Linked DNA regions of Homo sapiens: region 1 is linked to region 2. Evidence: read pairs that join two places in POLR2A ChIA-PET (ENCODE). Cell type or tissue: GM12878. All regions are shown on one strand. Links, peaks and the distances in the headings refer to the core of each region. The heading gives the core; the rest is flanking DNA.

Region 1 (2,921 bases), core at 124-2,623, 61 kb after region 2:
TCTCAGCACTTTGGGAGGCCGAGGAGGGTGGATCACGAGGTCAAGGGATCAAGACCATCCTGGCCAACAAGGTGAAACCCCGTCTCTACTAAAAATACAAAAACTAGCCAGGCGTAGTGGCATGTGCCTGTAATCCCAGATATGCGGGAGGCTGAGGCAGGAGAATCACTTGAACCCAGGAGGCGGAGATTGCAGTGAGCTGAGATGCCAAGATCGCACCACCACACTCCAGCCTGGCAACAGAGCAAGACTCCGTCTCAAAAAAAAAAGCCTTAGTCTTTAACCTTTCACAAAGTATTGTTATGATTGGCAACTTATTTTGTGAAATGCCACAATCAAGTATGAAACTGTTGCCTCAGGCAGGGCAGAAATAAACTGTGCCTTGAATAAATGTTTAAAGCTGAGATTCTCCATACCAGCATTCCATAGCTCAGAGATATTTCACATCACCACGCAGTATACATATGATATATGCATATATATGTACACAGAAACCCATATTCAAAACACAAATACATATGAAATGTTTCACGAAACATGTCTTACCCTTACTGTATGATACGCTCCAATATTTTATATTCTATTTCTTTGTTTACATTGCTCATTGTCCCTAATTTGATTTCACCAACCCAGTGATGCAGTAGCAACCACAGTTTGGAAAATACAGCTCCCTCTATGCAAATACCAATTCATAGTTCTTCATAAAATTTACTCCTGCCAATGAGGATCAGTGTGACACCCTGTGCAGATGGGACTAAAAAGACACTCCAAAGAGGTGACTGATTTGTAAATGAGTCTGTTTTTGAAACATGAAATAGGCAGCAGAGAATCCAGAGCAGACGAGCACTAACTGCATATCTAAGAGTAAATTAGTCATTTATCATTAAACTGAAAGTACTCTGTTGCAGACTTTTTTTGGACAGGAAAATGGAAATTTAAACAAGACTTTATTTTTTCTTAATATGCTTGCAAAAAAAATTAACTGATACTATCAAGTGTTGAAAAGGATGTGGGAAAATGTGTATGCTGTTATTAGGACTGCAATTTTGTACAGCCTTTTTGGAGAGTGATTCGAGAGCATCATTAAATTTTGAACATGCATATCCTTTGACCCAGCAATTCTTCTAGTTTGTGCTATGTTCTTGTACATGCAAACCAATAGATGTGTAAAGACACTGGCCATTGATAAGAAAATACTTAAGGTACAATCATATTTTTTAAATTATTTTAATTTTTTTAAAGAAATACTAAGAACAGCAGGTATTTCCATATCATTCTTTTTTTTTATGTGACAAATTCAATTTCTTTTCAGTACACATATCATTGTTTCTCAATGAGATGCTATTAGTATTCTGGGCCAACGATTCCTCCATAAAATGCTCCCACATATTTTGTTTTTTAAATCCCCAGGTAAGGGTGGTACCAGCCTTGACTGAAAAACAAAACAAAACAAAACAAAAAAAACACTATTCCATGTATACTGAGGAGAAAAGAATTTTTAAAAGCTGTTACGAGGTGGGGAAAAGCCAGTTGCAGAACAATACATACAGTATGATTCTAATTATGTGAAAAGAAACCACCCACGCTCTAAGGGGTGTGCACATGAATGATATGAGTCAGAGGATGTGTGAAAAGAGGTTGACAGTGTCTGCTCTATAAGCTTTGATTTTTAAGAATTTATTTCCATACTGGTGGATAATTTGATTAGGTTACAATATTTTATTTGGGGAAACTAAAATCCATAACATATTCACCCACTGAAAGTGGCTATTTGAAGCACTGGGAGTTGGCAGAGCTCTAAAACAAGGAGGGAAAGAAACTAAGAGGAATTAACATGTTCTAATGACATCCTTGACTCATAAAGTCCCTTTTCCTTCCTCACTAAAGTGACAAGTTCTGTAATACACTAATTGAGTTTCATAAAAATACAATTAAAAATATGGAAATTAAACAATAACACTACCTCTGTTTTATGTCCTGTCACCCTCTTCCCGCAGGACTTGTAGAAATGTTTCCTTTAACCTCCATATCCAGCTTGTGTTTCATGCTTCCTTTCACTATAGTTACCAACCGCTCTCCCGCTTGACCCAGCAGATTAGAAGCTCTTTGAGGTCAGAGGATATTTCTTATCATTCCCATCCACTGATCTCTTGCTGTCCATTCTCCCTAGAAAAGTAGCTGCTTCATAAGAAGCTGTGGAATGATGTTTTAAAAATCCGTGAAATAGACACCTAACTTGGCATGACTTTTAACTAGTTTACAACACTAAGATGAGTCAGAGAAAAATGGATCACATTCAACAGCAATAGTTGAAAACAAAATTACAATTGTCCTTTACTTGCTAATACAATGAGTATTAAGTTTATTTTCATAACTTTGAAACTAAAAAAAAATTTCAGCAAAGCCACATGAAGTACTACCACTTTGATGGGAGCAATTATTTCAAAAGGATTATATCCAAATAAAATCAACAAAATAATAAAAGCATAACATGGCATATACTGTTGTGCCAATCCAGTACCCATTGCCCTCTCTTTTTGTATTAATACAACACCAATTACTCTCTAGGGCAGCCGTGTGCCCTGATAAAAACACAAGACCCCCACCAAGGCAGCTGGAAGTTGACATACACAGTTCCGATGTGATGAAAGCAGAAGTCACCAGAAAGAGCTTACCTCCCCCAAAAAACCTCAGTCAGAGAAAGCCCTCCCTCTTTCCTCTTCTTTCTGCCTTCAATGGGTCCTGGACATGCCGCAGGCAACTCGTGACTCTGAGGAGAAACCCATGTGACAAAGACACAAACTGTGGATCTAAAATGCTTAAGCACCGGTCCTCGATGAAAGGAATGACTTCTTCTGGTATCTTTACAAACATGAATCTTTGGCACTGTGTTTCTAATGTCACCCAAGACCTCTGATAAT
Region 2 (2,921 bases), core at 94-2,593:
GTTCCATAGGATCCATGGTTTCAGGCATCCACCGAGGGTTTTGGAACCTATCCCTCATGGATAAAGGGAGACGACTGTAACTTTGAAAGTTCCCATTTGAAAATGTTTTTTGGGTTTTTTGCTCAATTATTCCATGACAATAAATGCATTCTCATAGCTATAATCAAACTAAAGAGAATTTAATTATCACCCTCAAGAAAACTACAGTTTCCTGCTCCCCAAAACACAATATTAAATACCCATATTATCACTTTTCAAGATTGCACAGGTAATTTCTAATAGGTCCCACACCCACATCTCAAGGTCAATTTAGCCTGCATGAAAGAAAACAACTGAATGAAAATAGAACACAAGATTCTTCATATGCAAAAATGACTGTGTAAAAACTATATAGGCCAGGCACGGTAGCTCACACCTATAATCCCAGCACTTTGGGAGGCTGAGGCGGGTGGATCACTTGAGGCCAGGAGTTTGAGACCAGCCTGGCCAGCATGGGGAAACCCCGTCTCTACTAAAAATACAAAAATTGGCTGGGGTGGTGGCAGGCGCCCGTAATCCCAGCTACTACAGTCTCAGGCTGAGGCATGAGAATCACTTGAACCCAGGAGGTGGAGGCTGCAGTGAGCCAAGATTGCTCCACTGCACTCCAGCTTGGGCGACAGAGCGAGACTGTCGCACAAAAAAACAAAAAACAACAAAAAACAAAAAACAACAACAAAAAAAACCCCTACATATCCAGAACTAAAGAGTGAAAACTGACAAGTATGCAGGTAATTGCCCTTAAGGAAAAAGGTGTGTGGATATATTTTAGTGGGCTGGTCTAAATATTTTCTAAATATCGTAAGACATATGAAACAGGGTGGCTAGGAGCTGCTATTTCAGCTTTTTAAAAGCAATTGTGATGGAGCAAAAATTTTGCCTGTAGACAATAATTAACCTTTCTCCAAAAGCATCACATATATATCATTCTATATACCAAATGCCACAGCCACAGGAAGTCAGTTGCCCACAGCCTTATAAATCAGTTTACTTGCTTCCTCATTTTCTGTTATGGACTTTCCTAGCCAAACTCTGTCATGGCAGTTCACTTCAAAATTAAAAATAAAGTTGATTTAATGGAGCCTGGATGAATCCCATCTGAAAGCCATTAAAACATACACACCCACTTCCACACAAACCAGAGAATCAGTAGAATTCAAAGACTTATTGAATCCTGAAACTGTAAAGGATCCGAGTGACAAATAATTCACATGTCCTATTAATCACAGGAGGTAGACGGGTTCTGTGATTCCAGCACTGACACGGAGGCAGTCAGGAGCACTGCTAGGACTAGAATCCCGTTGTCCTTGCCCCAGTCCAGGCTCTGCCCACTCTCCCATGCTTCAGGTCTGGCTCTGAAGTTCGTGATTCCCCGTTCATAGTCTTCAAGTACATCAGTGAGTCACGTTTCCGTTTCCTCTCACTGTTCCAAATGCTGGGCTTTGGTAGCACAGAGTTCATTCATTCACAATCATGCTAATTCACTCATACAGAGAGAGAGTGCTGACGCACTTAGGAATTATGACTTAACATGCAATTCTCAAATCAGTGAGGCCAACGGCTAACTAAACTTAAAAATAAAAGGAAATCTAGCCCTTAGCACTCAAAATACTTCCTTTCAACCTACTGTAAAACAACAAACTCACTTTCATTAGGAGATGAAAAGTGAGTCATTTCTTTCTTCCAGTAGACGGTCTCCCCAGGCACAAACTCATGCACATTATATTTCATGGGACCTTTTAAATATTTACTTGTTAGCAGTATTCTTCCTTTCGGGTCAAAGATTATAGTATTTAGCAACACAAAGAAAGCTGAGGGATAGAGTTATGAATTAGTAAACTGCTTTGCCAAGCCTTCCATTTGTTAATTCAGTCCAACTTCAAAGAGGATTTTAAAGAGAGGTTCAGCTGTCAGAAATTAACTCTAAGAAAACTGCTGAATCAAAAAGTGACTTGGGCAGTTTTTCCCAAACTGGTGTTAAGGAAAAACTGTTCAGTTGTAGGTATAGGAGCAAAAAGTATCTTCCTATGCAAATAAGCTTAGGGCAAACAAAGTTTTTAAAAGGTTTTTTGTCTTGTTCACTACAGGACTTTCCCAGCCTTTGACATGCTAATGTTGCTGTAAATTTCCAGGGATGTGGTGGGGGTCAGTTTATTTTGATCACATTAATTATGTGGTTGGGGGATGTGGATAAAATAGGAGAAATGCACTACACTGATTCAGCAGCTTCTAAGCAACAGAGAAAGGGTTTGGCTAAAGTACTAGTATTTTTGGTATTCAGTAGCAAAGAACAGTTAGACTCTCATTCACAACTATTTCAGGACAAGGTGGGAGTATCTATTCAGTCATTTGGGAGAATGAAGCTACGTAGAACTCAATCCTTGAGAGCTTAATTTACTGCCAATAGGACTGCCAATTTCGCGGGGCTTCTGCAACTCCTCCCCGGCTCTAAGCAAAAACAGCCCCTGTACCTGTTCTTGGGGACTGACGTGACATCGTTGAGTGTTTTCCCTCAACTCTTTGATCTTCATGCACTTGTCTATTTCAATGTTTTTTGACCATGGCTGTACATCAGAATCACCTAGGGAGCTTTTCACTCCACAGATGTATGGGCCCATTGCCAAATCTACAAAATACAATACGATCCCCAATAAGCAGCACCGAGAGCTGAAAACCACTCTTCTGCTTCCTAGGAAGAGCTAGACAACAGACAAATAATTGAGAGGGTGTGTACTTTAAATTGAGCACGTTGACACTGACAAGGAAAGGGCTACATAGCAAGATTTTAATGAGACCCCAAGTTTACAGATTTCTCTGTATCACTCACTCAAAAGTGGACTTTTTCTTTTCTAGATGATTTTCACAAAGAAAGAAAAATGTAC

The links. Peaks named below come from ENCODE experiments on the same cell type or tissue, not always from the same donor. Only the 100,000 strongest peaks of a DNase experiment are listed, where the experiment ranks them.
Region 1: POLR2A ChIA-PET joins it to region 2 with 12 read pairs; 6 of 35 experiments call an interaction of 5 or more read pairs at or near these places.

Annotation. Positions count from the first base shown.
Region 1 is chr6:138,653,302-138,656,222 of GRCh38, forward strand. It overlaps a transcript of NHSL1 not described here. Among named protein-coding and RNA genes, the nearest start is that of NHSL1-AS1, 37 kb to the right of the region's middle. In GM12878, for the core only: no CTCF peak of the experiment used is centred there; a DNase peak (open chromatin) is centred at 1,580.
Region 2 is chr6:138,591,924-138,594,844 of GRCh38, forward strand. It overlaps a transcript of NHSL1 not described here. Among named protein-coding and RNA genes, the nearest start is that of NHSL1, 94 kb to the left of the region's middle. RefSeq lists enhancers at 1-303, 1,289-1,583, 1,612-1,681. In GM12878, for the core only: no CTCF peak of the experiment used is centred there; DNase peaks (open chromatin) are centred at 1,008 and 1,508; H3K4me3 peaks cover 354 bases; H3K27ac peaks cover 2,001 bases.